Regions from separate parts of the Homo sapiens genome. Here region 1 is linked to region 2. A link is an interaction called in ENCODE POLR2A ChIA-PET data of the cell type or tissue named here. Cell type or tissue: CD4-positive, alpha-beta T cell. All regions are shown on one strand. Each heading gives the region's core, and the rest is flanking DNA. Links, peaks and the distances in the headings are about the cores only.

Evidence for each region. Peaks named below come from ENCODE experiments on the same cell type or tissue, not always from the same donor. Only the 100,000 strongest peaks of a DNase experiment are listed, where the experiment ranks them.
Region 1: POLR2A ChIA-PET joins it to region 2 with 8 read pairs; 9 of 35 experiments call an interaction of 5 or more read pairs at or near these places.

What each region holds. Positions count from the first base shown.
Region 1 is chr16:27,183,117-27,187,116 of GRCh38, reverse strand. No RefSeq gene overlaps it. Among named protein-coding and RNA genes, the nearest start is that of LINC02129, 8.5 kb to the right of the region's middle. In CD4-positive, alpha-beta T cell, for the core only: no CTCF peak of the experiment used is centred there; no DNase peak of the experiment used is centred there.
Region 2 is chr16:27,323,045-27,331,093 of GRCh38, reverse strand. IL4R (interleukin 4 receptor) reads right to left here. Exons shown (of 11, transcript NM_000418.4): 2 at 896-1,028. Among named protein-coding and RNA genes, the nearest start is that of IL4R, 13 kb to the right of the region's middle. RefSeq lists enhancers at 2,962-3,626, 5,774-6,628. In CD4-positive, alpha-beta T cell, for the core only: a CTCF peak has its summit at 3,880; DNase peaks (open chromatin) are centred at 3,623 and 4,033; H3K4me3 peaks cover 300 bases; H3K27ac peaks cover 1,010 bases.

The sequences.
Region 1 (4,000 bases), core at 1-4,000, 140 kb after region 2:
TTAAGCTTGGTACTCACTAGTTATTTTCTCTGATCTTCTCTCTCTTCCCCCTTTCCTCCCTCCAATAGGCTCCAGTGTGTGTTGTTTCCCTCTATGTATCCATGTGTTCTCATTATTTAGCTGACATAAAATTTTTTTTTAGTAGAGACAGGGTCTTACTATGTTGCCCAGGCTGGTCTTCCAACTCCTTGGCTCAAGTGTTCCTCCTGCCTCAGCCTCCTAAAGCGCTGAGGTTATAGGTGTGAGCCACTGCACCTGACTGATGTTATTTTCAGTCTCCTCAGGGGTGGAGGGTGGGGTATCTAAAAAATTACTTGGAATTATTCAGCATGGAAGATTTCTCCATTCTCTTTCCCATTTATTTATTTACGTAATCATTTATTAATGCCTGTATTGACTCATGGTTATTTATTTTACACTCTGGGTTATAATCCAAGACTACTTCTTTTTTTTTTTTTTCTTTGAGACAGTCTCGCGCTGTTGCCCAGGCTGGTGTGCAGTGGTGTGATCTCAGCTCACTGAAACCTCTGCCTCCCGGGTTCAAGTGATTCTTGTGCCTCAGCCCCCCTAGTAGCTGGGATTACAGGCATGCACCATCATGCCTGGCTAATTTTTATATTTTTGGTAGAGATGGGGTTTCACCTTGTTGGCCAGGCTGGTCTTGAACTCCTGACCTCAAGTGATCTCCCTGCCTTGGCCTTCCAAAGTGCTGGGATTACAGGCATGAGCCACCACGCCCAGCCAAGACTTATAATTTTGTTGTTTGAATTGTTCTAGCTTTGGCCATTGGAAGCTTCTTCACACTGGCACCTGTGGTGTGTGTGTGCATGTATGTGTGTACTTCCTTACTTTTTGATGCTACAATATGCTCCAGGCTCATCATGTATATTTCCTGCCCCAGTCCTGGAATCAGCCATTTTTTTCAAGAAGTCTGGTTTCTTTTATTGGAGAATGGTATCAGAAATCAAGATCTAGGCTTTAGGTGTGTTCATTACTCTTGGGGTATACTCTTGGGGTATATGACCTTTTAAAACATTGCCTTGAAAGTTATGGGGTTCTCTTCTGCCATAATCTCAGGCCCACTCAGAATCAAGGGGAGAGGATGCAGACTGCTCCTTCCCTTTTGAAGGAGGCCTGTCATTGTCACATTGCAAGAGCTTGTGAGATGGGATAGGTTGGTGTTGTCATCTTTGGATAATACCATCTGTCACACCAGTGATGTTGTTGTCCACCCAAGAATTCTTACTTTACGTAACACATCTTTCCTCCCTGTCTGGTTTCTGTTTTGCCTCAGAGACTTTCTTTCCATGGTTTAGTTTTTCCTGCAGGTAATTTTAGTTGATACAGGGACATACATTAAATAACATTGAGTCATATTGTGAAAGTAATTTCCTTTTCAATTCTCTCCTAATCCCTTCGCTGGAGTCAAGGAGAAGGTCTCAGCTTGGTGCTACAAATGTCTTTACCATGTTTATAACTCTTGCTAATTTCTTTTTTAATGTTCTGGCTCAGAGCAGTCTTACAGCACAGCATCCTAGGTGGAATTTAATTATATGGCTTTATGTGCTTTTGCAGTTACACTCTGCAGCAGAGACGTTTGCCACTTCCCAGGATGCATGTGCACCCCCACATCTCCCAGTCACCTGGGAGTTAGGCAGGGCCACGTGACGACTATTCTTGGCCCGTGGACTCTGGGTGGAAGATTTAAACGTCAGCGAGTGGCCCTCCAGCTCTGTCATCTCCTGTTCAGTGACCAAGGAGTCCAGGCGTTCTGAGAGGGCATTGCTTCCTGATGGCTTGGGTCTGTGTCCCCGCCCAGATCTCATGTCAAGTTGTAATCCCCAGTGCTGGAAGTGAGGCCTGGTGGAAGATGATTGGCTCATGGGGGCGGATTTCCCCCTTCTCTACTGTTCTCGTGATAGAGTTCTCACGAGAGCTGGTTGTTTAAAGGGTGTGGCACCTCCCCCTGCCGCTTCCTCCTGCTCTGGCTACGTAAGACCTGCTTGTTTCCAGGCCGGGCGCGGTGGCTCATGCCTGTAATCCCAGCACTTTGGGAGGCTGAGGCAGGTGGATCACTTGATGTCAGGAGTTCGAGACCAGCCTGGCCAACATGGTGAAACCCCGTCTCTACTAAAAAAATACAAAAATTAGCCAGGCACGGTGGCATGCGCCTGTAATCCCAGTTGCTCAGGAGGCTGAGGTGAGAGAATAGCTTGAACTCAGGAGGCAGCAGTTACAGTGAGCCGAGATCACGCCATTGCACTCCAGCCTGGGACAAAGTGAGACTCTGTCTCAAAATAAAAAAAAGAAAAAGAAAAAAATGGCATGCCTGTTTTCCCTTCACTTTCTGCCATGATTGAAAGTTTCCTGAGGCCTCTCCAGAAGCTGTCATGCTTCCTGTATGTCCTGTGGAACCATGAGCCAATTAAACCTCTTTTCCTTATAAATTACCCAGTCTCAGGACATCTCCCTCTGCCCGAGTCTCTGAGTGAAGCAGAGCCTTCCGTCAGCCCATGCTGGATGCACAACATTTGCTATGTTAAACCTTTGAACTCTTGGGATCATTTTTTATTTCATTTTTTAGAGTTGGGGGTCTCACTCTGCTGTCCAGGCTGGAGTGCATGGCTTGATTATAGCTTGCTGCGGCCTTGAACTCCTGGACTCAAGCAATCCTCCCGCCTCAGCTTCCCAATTAGGTGAGACTACAGGCATGCACCACCATGCCCTGCTAATTTTTAAATTGTTTTGTAGAGTCAGGCTCTTGCTGTTTTGCCTAGGCTGGAGTGAAGTGGTGTGATCCACAGCTCACTGCACCCTCAAACTCCTGGTCTCAAGCAGCCCTCTCGCCATGGCCTCCCCAAATGTTGGGATTATATTTATGAGCCACCACACCTGGCTGGGGTCAGTGGTCTTTGTTGCATTGACTAAACTTTCCTAATATATATATACATTTTTTTGACAGGATCTCACTCTGTCGCCCAGGCTGGAGTGCAGTGGTGAGATTTCAGCTCACTGCAACCTCCACCTCCTGGGCTTAAGTGATCCTCGTACCTCAGCCTCCTATGTATGTGGGACTACATGCATGAGCCACCACACGTGGCTAATTTTTGTACTTTTTGTAGAGTTGGGGTTTCGCCATGTTGGCCAGGCTGGTTTCGAACTTCTGACCTGAAGTGATCCGCCCGCCTCAGCCTCCCAAAGTGCTGGGATTACAGGCATGAGCCACCGTGCCTGGCCACTAATATACCTTCTAAACAGGGCAAGTGATACTGAATTCATATTTACATAATAACGCAAAATTTACCAAAAATAAACATAAAGGGAGTTGGTTCAAAGAGAAATATCAGGTGCATAATTTGCTCGGTGATACTTAGACATGGTAAGAATCCTGGGGGCAAAAATCCAAATGATCAACCAAGAGCCAAATGACCAGTGTTTTTGGAAAATACTGCTCTTGTATTCTCATCTTGCGCTCTGCAGGGGAACACGGGCCTTTATGGAAATTGGCCAGAAAATCAATCTCTATTAATTCCCATTTGTTCACTCTATGTCCTGTGGCTTAAACAACATCACCAAAATCTTTACATTAACGTTGATTAGGTCAGAGATTACATTAAAAGATCTGAATTTTACATTTGATTTTAGAACCAAATAGCTTGCCTTTGCTCATAGTATTCCCCAAACACTAATCCAGGGTATAACCTGGTGAGAAGGAGGGTTTTCAAGTCTTTCTGTTCTTAGGGTGCTATTTAAAGGCAGAAGCAAATGATAAGTGACTCAGGATTAGAAGCCACCCAGACACTGCAGCCAGTGGGGAAAGGATGGAGTGTTGTTCCAGTCCAGGGCACCAAAAGCCGGGCACGTGCCGATTAACGAGTAATTGGGTCCTGGCATGGTGATTTGCATGCTGGAAACTGCTGAAATATTCATGTACTTGACTGTGTCTCTTCCAATTAGATATAATAAATGCAGATTTGGTGGCCATATGTTTTATTTTGAT
Region 2 (8,049 bases), core at 2,026-6,025:
GTCTTTGAGCAGGGGAGTGGCAAATTTTTGAGAAGTCTGGGGGGATGTGGGCAGTTAGCAGTTGCTGCAGATGAGGCTCACCCTGCCTCTTCTCCACATCACAGCCAGAGCCATTTTAAAATCAGAAATGAGACCAGGGCCAGCTCACACATCCAATGCCCCCTGGCTCCTAAAGGGCTTCTTCACAGGGGCCACAGATCCCCAGGGGGTTCACAGCTCATTAGAGAAGCATCTCTGACTTAGAATAAAATCCAAGCCCTAGAGTGAAAAAAGCCAGTTCCCAGAGTACACACCCCGTGACTCCATTTATGTAACATACTTGAAATCACATAACCATGGAAATGGAAAACACATCAGTGGGTGCCAGGGGCTGAGGGGGTGGGTCAGGAAGGGAGTTGGATGTGGCTATAAAAGGAGAATTTGAGCCATCCTTGTGATGATAGAACTGTGCTGGATCCTGGCTGCATACACAAACCTATGCCGTGATAAAATTGCATAGCACTAAACCACACATGCGTACGCAAACACAAAAATGAGTACAAGTAAATCGGGAAATCCCAATAAGGTCAGTAGCTTATATCAGTGTCAGTATCCCAGCTGTGATACTGTATTACAGATTTCTACAATCTTGCCCTCGGGGGGAACAGCATAGAAGCAGGGGTCTCTCTGTGATTTCTTTTTCTTTTTCTTTTCTTTTTTTTTTTTTTGAGATGGAGTCTCACTCTGTTGCCCAGGCTGGAGTGCAGTGGTGTGATCTCGGCTCACTGCAACCTCTACCTCCTAGGCTCAAGTGATTCTCCTGCCTCAGCCTCCCCAGTAGCTGGGACTACAGGCAAGCCACCATGCCCAACTAATTTTTGTATTTTTAGTAGAGATGGGGTTTCATCATACTGACCAGGCTGGTCTCGAACTCCTGATCTCAAGTGATCTGCCCGCCTCAGCCTCCAAAAGTGCTGGGATTATAGGCATGAGCCACCACGCCCGGCTTCTCTATGATTTCTTCCAGCTGTGTGTAAATCTTTAATTATCTGAAAATAAAAAGTTTAATTTAAGAAAATGAAGAAAAGAGCCAATTCCCCTGCTTATCCCTCTAACATTCCCCTCCTATCCCCTCTCCCTCTTCTGCAATCCTCCATTGGCCTCAGCCCTGGGATACACTCCCAGCTCTCCCTTTTCCAAGCATTTGCACCAGAAACACTTCAGAAGCCTTCTCTGACCCCCCTCAACTAATGCGGGCCCTCCCTGTGACTTCTTATCACAGCACCCTGTTTATGTCTGTCCCAGTACTTATCACTATCTCTAATCAGATTAATGAGGTTACATGTATGAATGTTTATTTTATTTCAAGATGCAGATAGCAAAGATAGCTTTGACTGCAAAATGTTTTCAACTTCCCTAGATTTTTTTTTTTTTTTTTGAGACGGAGGTTTGCTCTGTTCCCCAAGCTGGAGAGCAGTGGCGTGATGTCGGCTCACTGCAACCTCCACCTCCCGGGTTCAAGCGATTCTTGTGTCTCAGCCTCTCGAGTAGCTGGAATTACAGGTGTGTGCCACCACACCCAACTAATTTTTTGTGTTTTTAGTAGAGACAGGGTTTCCCCATGTTGGCCAGGCTGGTCTTAAACTCCTGACCTCAAGTGATCCACCCGCCTTGGCCTCCAAAGTGCTGGGATTACAGGCATGAGCCACTGTGTCTGGCCTAGATTAAAATATGCCATAAGAAAAAGACAGAACTCAAGTGTGTTAGTCCATTTTTGCATTGCTATAAAGAAATATCTGAGACTGAGTAATTTACAAAGAAAAGAGGTTTAATTGGCTTATGGCTCTGCAGGCTGTACAGGAAGCATAGCACCCGTATCTACTTGGCTTCTGGGGAGGCCTCAGGGAGCTTTTATTCACGGGGAAGGCAAGAGGGGAGCAGGCGTACATGGTGACAGCCAGGGCAAGAGAGAGGAGGGAGGTGCCGCACACTTCTAAACAACCAGATCTTGTGAGAACTCACTCACTATGGCAAGGACAGAACCAAACCATGAGGGACCCGTCCCCATGACCCAACATCTCCCACCAGGACCCACCTCCAACACTGGGGATCACATTTCAACAAGAGATTTAGAGAGGATGACATCCCAACTATATCAGCAAGCAAAAGACTAGAAAAAGGTAGCAATCTACATTATGAACGGTTAATGGCCTTAATATATGAAGAGTTCTTACAAATCAATAAGACAAACATCCCTTTAAGAAAAATAGGCAAAGAACATAAATGGTTCACAAAAGACATATTCCTCCATCAGATGTGAAATAGCCACCTCAATATACTGCTAGTTTTTCAAGTTGGGAGTATAATAGGTAACCTCAAATTTAAATTATGTATTTGTCTATAAATGCATTGTTTGCCTCCCTCTGAGAGACCACAAGCCCCATGAGGGCAGAGCTTTATGTCTGCTGTGCTCACTGCTTTATCCCCAGTGCCTGAAACAGTGCCTGACACAGGCATAGCATGTGTACAATAAACATATATTAAATGAATGAATGGTTTAAAAGTCAGCAATAATAGGCTGGGCACAGTGGCTCACGCCTGTAATCCCAGCACTTTGGGAGGCCGAGGCAGGTGGATCACCTGAGGTCAGGAGTTCACCAACATGGTGAAACCACATCTCTACAAAAATACAAAAATTAGCCGGGCATGATGGTGGGTGCCTGTATTCCCAGCTACTCGGGAGGCTGAGAGGCTGAGGCAGGAGAATCGCTTGAACCCAAGAGGCAGAGGCTGCAATGAGTTGAGATCACACCATTGCACTCCAGCCCGGGCAATAGAGCAAAGTTCTGTCTCAAAAAAAAAAAAATTCAGCAATAATAAATTCAACAATCTTTTTTTTTTTTTTTTTTGAGATGGAGCCTAGCTTTGTCACCAGTCTGGAGTGCAGTGGCACGATATCAGCTCACTGCAACCTCCGCGTGGGTTCAAGTGATTCTCCTGCCTCAGCCTCCTGAGTAGCTGGGACTACAGGAGCACGCCATCACACCTGGCTAATTTTTGTATTTTTAGTAGAAACGGGATTTCACCATGTTGGCCAGGATGGTCTCGATCTCTTGACCTCCTGATCCGCCTGCCTCAGCCTCCCATAGTGCTGGGATTACAGGCATGAGCTACCGCACCTGGCCTCAATAATCATTTTTAAACATGAACCAGGTCCCAAGCTTTTGTCCATAGTTAACTGTATATGCAGTACTTATTTTGTGCCTGGCCCTGTTCTAAGTACTTACAATATATTAATCAATTTGGTTCTCCCAACGACCCTATGAGGTAGGTGCCATTAACATTCCCATTTTACTGATGAGAAGACTGAGGCACAAAAAGGCTAGAGCACTTGCTGGTGGTCACAGAACCATAACCTAGGCATTGTCACTCCAAAATCCACGTGTTTAAGGACTGTGGTTGCTGACCCTTGAAATGCAGTCCCCAAAACCCTGGAACTTTGTCCGGGGAGCCCCACTGGCCTGAGACCCATTGGCCTGAGACCCAGAGACAGCAAGTGACAAGGCCAAGGTCACAGAGTTAGGAAGCAGCAAAGTCAGTGAAGGCCGCAGCCAGGAAATGAGCAGAAGCATGGGCCTGGGAAAACACGCCCGCCACCAGGAGAACACACTTGACTCACTTTTTTTAAAAAACTCGGGGGAGATTAAGTGATTAAGCCTTGAAATGTCAGAAGCCAGCAGCAGCCTGGAAGCGACCCAGCAGGACTCTTCCCGAACCCACAGCGGGTGGCAGGGGGGCAGGGGGCGGAGGACTGGGGGCGCACAGGGGGCGGTACAGGCCTTCTGCTCTTCTTCCCTCTGGGCAGGAAACCTGGCTTGGAGGAGGGGCTGGTTCTGCAGACAGGATGCAAGCACCTCTGTGACAGGTGGCATGTGGAGAGGAATCCAGGGACAGCAGGGGCCTCGGGTGGGGGCTGGGGCTTTGGAGCCGCTGACCCCTGAAACTCCACGACAGAAACTGGCCTGAAACCTCAGCTCCTGTGGCGCAATCAGTTAGTCATGCTACTTATAAGAAACCAGCCCAGAGCTTCCTCTGGCTTCTGGGACAGCTGGGCTGGGCTGGCAGGAAGCTAGGCATGCACTTCTTCCTGGGACAGTAACCTACCTAGAACTGGGGTTTCCAGAAATGGCAGCCACGTCGGTGGCCCCACTGGGATAGTAAGGCAGGCCAGGCCAGGGCCCCAGAATGGCCCGGGATCTGCCTGGTTGGCTCCGTCCCCAGCCCAGCCAGTGGGAGGGAGGGGAGGCAACAGACTGGCTCTGCAGCCACCAGGAACACAAATCGGCCCCCTCCACCAACAGCACCCACCAGCCTCCCTGTGGGCCTGCTGTGGCTCAACCATCCTCACCCACTTGCTCAAGTACCTCACTTATTCTCCTTCTCTTTTTTGCTTTAGAGACAGGGTCTCATTCTGTGGCTAGAATGCAGTCGCACCGTCACGGCTCAGTGCAGCCTTGAACTCCTGGGCTCAAGTGATCCTCCTGCCTTAGCCTCCCAAGTAGTTGTGACTACAGGCACACACCACCATGCTCGAATAATTTTTAAATTTTTGTAGAGATGGGGATCTCTCTCTGTGGCCCAAGCTGGAGTGCTATGGCACAATCATAGCTCACTGCAACCTCAAACTCCTGGCCTCAAGCAAACCTCCTGCCTCGGCCTTCCAACATGCTACAGGCATGAGCTGCCGTGTCCAGCCATCTCCTCATTTATTCTTGCTGTGGGTGTTTTCCAAGTACTGCCTATGTGCTGGCTATTACAGATGCAAACAGGCCATTCATTCATTCATTCCTTTCTTCTTTTAACAAATATTTGAGCAAGGAAGAAGTTGCCAGAGCGTTTTGAGCAAAGAAGTGACATGATGAGACTTTAAAAAAGACCTCTCTTGCTTGGGTGGTGGGGGCACGGGTAGAAGTGGGTAGCAGTGAGGAGGCTACCACACTGGCCCCAGAGAGAGGTGCCAGGGCTCACACCAGGCTGCGGAGATGGGGAGGTTGAGAAGGGGCTGAATTCTAGATCTGTGTTGAAGACAGAGCCCACAGGATTTGCTGACAGGATGGATGCTGTGGGGCGGGAGAGAGAACAGGAAGGCTAATAGGAGTCAAGAATGATTCCACAGCCATTGGCCTTTTCCAAGATGGCGGCCTGTGGGGGTAGCCCGTGTGACAAGCCAGCCTGCTGGGCAAGCTGCAGGACTTCAGATTAGCAGAGGAGGCTGTTAGCAGGCGCTCAGGGAAGACCCTCCCTCATCCTAGAGGGTCAGGTTTCTTTATCGGGGATGCACCAGAGTTCTCTCGGGGAGGGGCCCGACATACAGCAGGCACTCAATAAGTGAGCATGTGTATTTTATTTTATTCTTATTTTAACAGGTATACAGTGTTTCCTTGGTGCCAGACACTGGCCTAGGTGCTTTAAGCCCTCCCTATGAGATAAGTATAATTATTAAACCCATTTTATGATTCTGAAGGTTCTTTTTTTTTTTTTGAGACAGAGTCTCACTGTGTAGTCCAGGCTGGAGTGCAATGGTGGGATCTCAGTTCACTGCAACCTCTGTCTCCCAGGTTCAAGTAGTTCTCCTGCCTCAGTCTCCCGAGTAGCTGGGACTACAGGTGCCCACAACAACGCCCAGCTAATTTTTTTGTATTTTTAGCAGACACAGGGTTTTGCCATGTTGGCCAAGCTGGTCTCAAACTCCTGACCTCAGGTGATCCACCCACCTCAGCCTCCCAAAGTGCTGGGATTACAGGCGTGAGCCACTGCGTCTGGCAGATTCTGAAGGTTCTTATGAGAGGGCGGGGTGAGGGAGGGAATGAGGGAAGACCCAGCGAATAGGCAGGCAGGAGGGAGGGCACGGCCCACTTCCCACCCTACAAGCGGGGCCCTTGGCTGGAGCAAGGGGGAGAAGGACTGGCTGGGATGGCAGCTGGAAGGTTGGCAGGCCGGGGACAACACCGTCTGCCAAGCCATGGCAGTAGACTCAAACTCTGTCTCTAGGGCAGTGGGGAGCCAGTGAAGGCTCTTAAGCAGGAGAGGAGCGGGCTGAGCTGAGAGCTGGCGAAGAGGGGGCAGGTTTGAGCCTGTTTGGGAGGAGGAGGCAGCAGGGACTTGGTGGCGCTTGGTGGGGAAAGCAGGCTGGGGAGAGCGGGGACAGAGGGAAAGTGGCCTCAGGCTGGGGTGGTGGGGAGGATCCCAGGGACCCTTCCCACGATGGAGAGCCGAGAAGAGAAGCAGATTTGCTGGGGAAGACCACGCGCTCCGGCGCACTGTGGACACTTTGAGTCCACACAGTCAACAGGCAACTCCATCCGGGATCCTGGAAGCCAGGCCTGTCTTCAGAAGATTCCAGAGGCCCAAAGGAGGAAACAGAGCCTGAGGAAACTGTGTCCAGAAGCCACCTACCCAGGAACAGCAGCCAGCCTGGCCTCCATCTTTCTGCAACCTGTTATCTTGCTTTATTTCTCTGCAATCTTTGTGGCATATTGCACACTCGGGCCTTATGTGTTTGGTGCTCATATCCCCTACTGCAAGGCCAGCTCACACAAGGCCAGTGTCGATCCCGCTCACAGCCATCTCCCCAGAGCCTAGCACGGTGCCTGGCACACAGCAGGTGCTCCATGAATATTTGCTGAATGGAAGAACGACAGGATGAATTCCCCTGGCTGTGAGCAGGGAGGCCTGGTTGGTCATCCCCAATTTTCCACCTCTCCCTGCTGGGCAAACACTAGCAAATCCTGGCTTGGAGTCCCCTTAAATGTCCTAATGCAGGCACAGATCTCAGCCACCTCGGGGCCCTGACCTCCAGAGAGCTGGTTATCGACTATCACTCACTGTCCTGAGCAGCGGACAATGGCCTCTTGGCGCCAGGGTGCTGATTAGATTTTGACTGTCTTAGTGACAGCTATGGCTCCTAGCTGGCCTCCTTCTTGAGGTCTGCAGAGGTCACTGTGACTGGCCACGTGTCCCCTCTTCCTTCAGCCATGAGAGGCCATGCCCTGGGCCCTTCTGCCCTTGGTTTCGCCCCTCCCCAACTGGGTGCAACTTTGCTCACCAGCCTTGGCATTGGTTGTACCAGTCTCACTAACAAAAAAAAGCACTTGAAGGCTGGGCGCGGTGGCTCCTACCTGTAATCACAGCCATTTGGGAGGCTGAGGCAGGTAGATCACTTGAGTCCAGGAGTTCAAGACCAGCCTGGGTAACATGGCAAGACCCCGTCTCTACCAAAAATACAAAAAAAAATTGCCAGGCATGGTGGCACATGCCTGTAGTCCCAGCTACTAAGGGAGATGAGGCAGGAGGATGGCTTGAGCCCACGAGGTCGCAGCTGCAGTGAACTGTGATCATGCCACTGCACTCCAGCCTGGGCAACAGAGTGAGACCCTATCTCTAAAAAAAAAAAAAGAAGCCCTTGAGCCTCACTCACTCACTTAACCATGGACCCAATCCAAGGAGCATTGCAGATACAATTAATATCATCTCCATTGCAGAGATGGAGAAGCCGAGGCCCAGAGAGGGTCAGGAACCTGCCTAAGGATGCACAGCTAGTGAGTGGGCTGGGATTTGAACCCAGGCCTTTGGCTCTGGAGTGCACAGCACAGTGCCTGGCACAGAAGCAGTCATAAACTTGCTTTTTTATACACCACTCTTTTTTGCTTCTCCTGGAAAGCTCACTATGGAAGATACAGTAAAATATTCTCCCTGCAAGCACAGATGGAGGAATGAGGCTGAGGGAGGTTCAGAATTTGCCCGAGGTGATGGTGACGGAGCAGGAAGTAACCAGGTAGGAATTTAGAATCTGGCCTTTGTCACCATTTGCTCGGCCCTCAGCAGCAGTGAACTTGTCTCAACAATGACCAGGACTTTGCCCCCTGGGCAAACCCAAAGCCAGGACAACACATGGGCACAGGTAAGAGCTTCCCGTTCATTTTCTGCTTGCAGACTGGCATATGGAAGGCAGTGGGTGGGGACTACCCATGGAGCTCTTCCTGTTGTCTCACCCCATACCATTCCTGGATG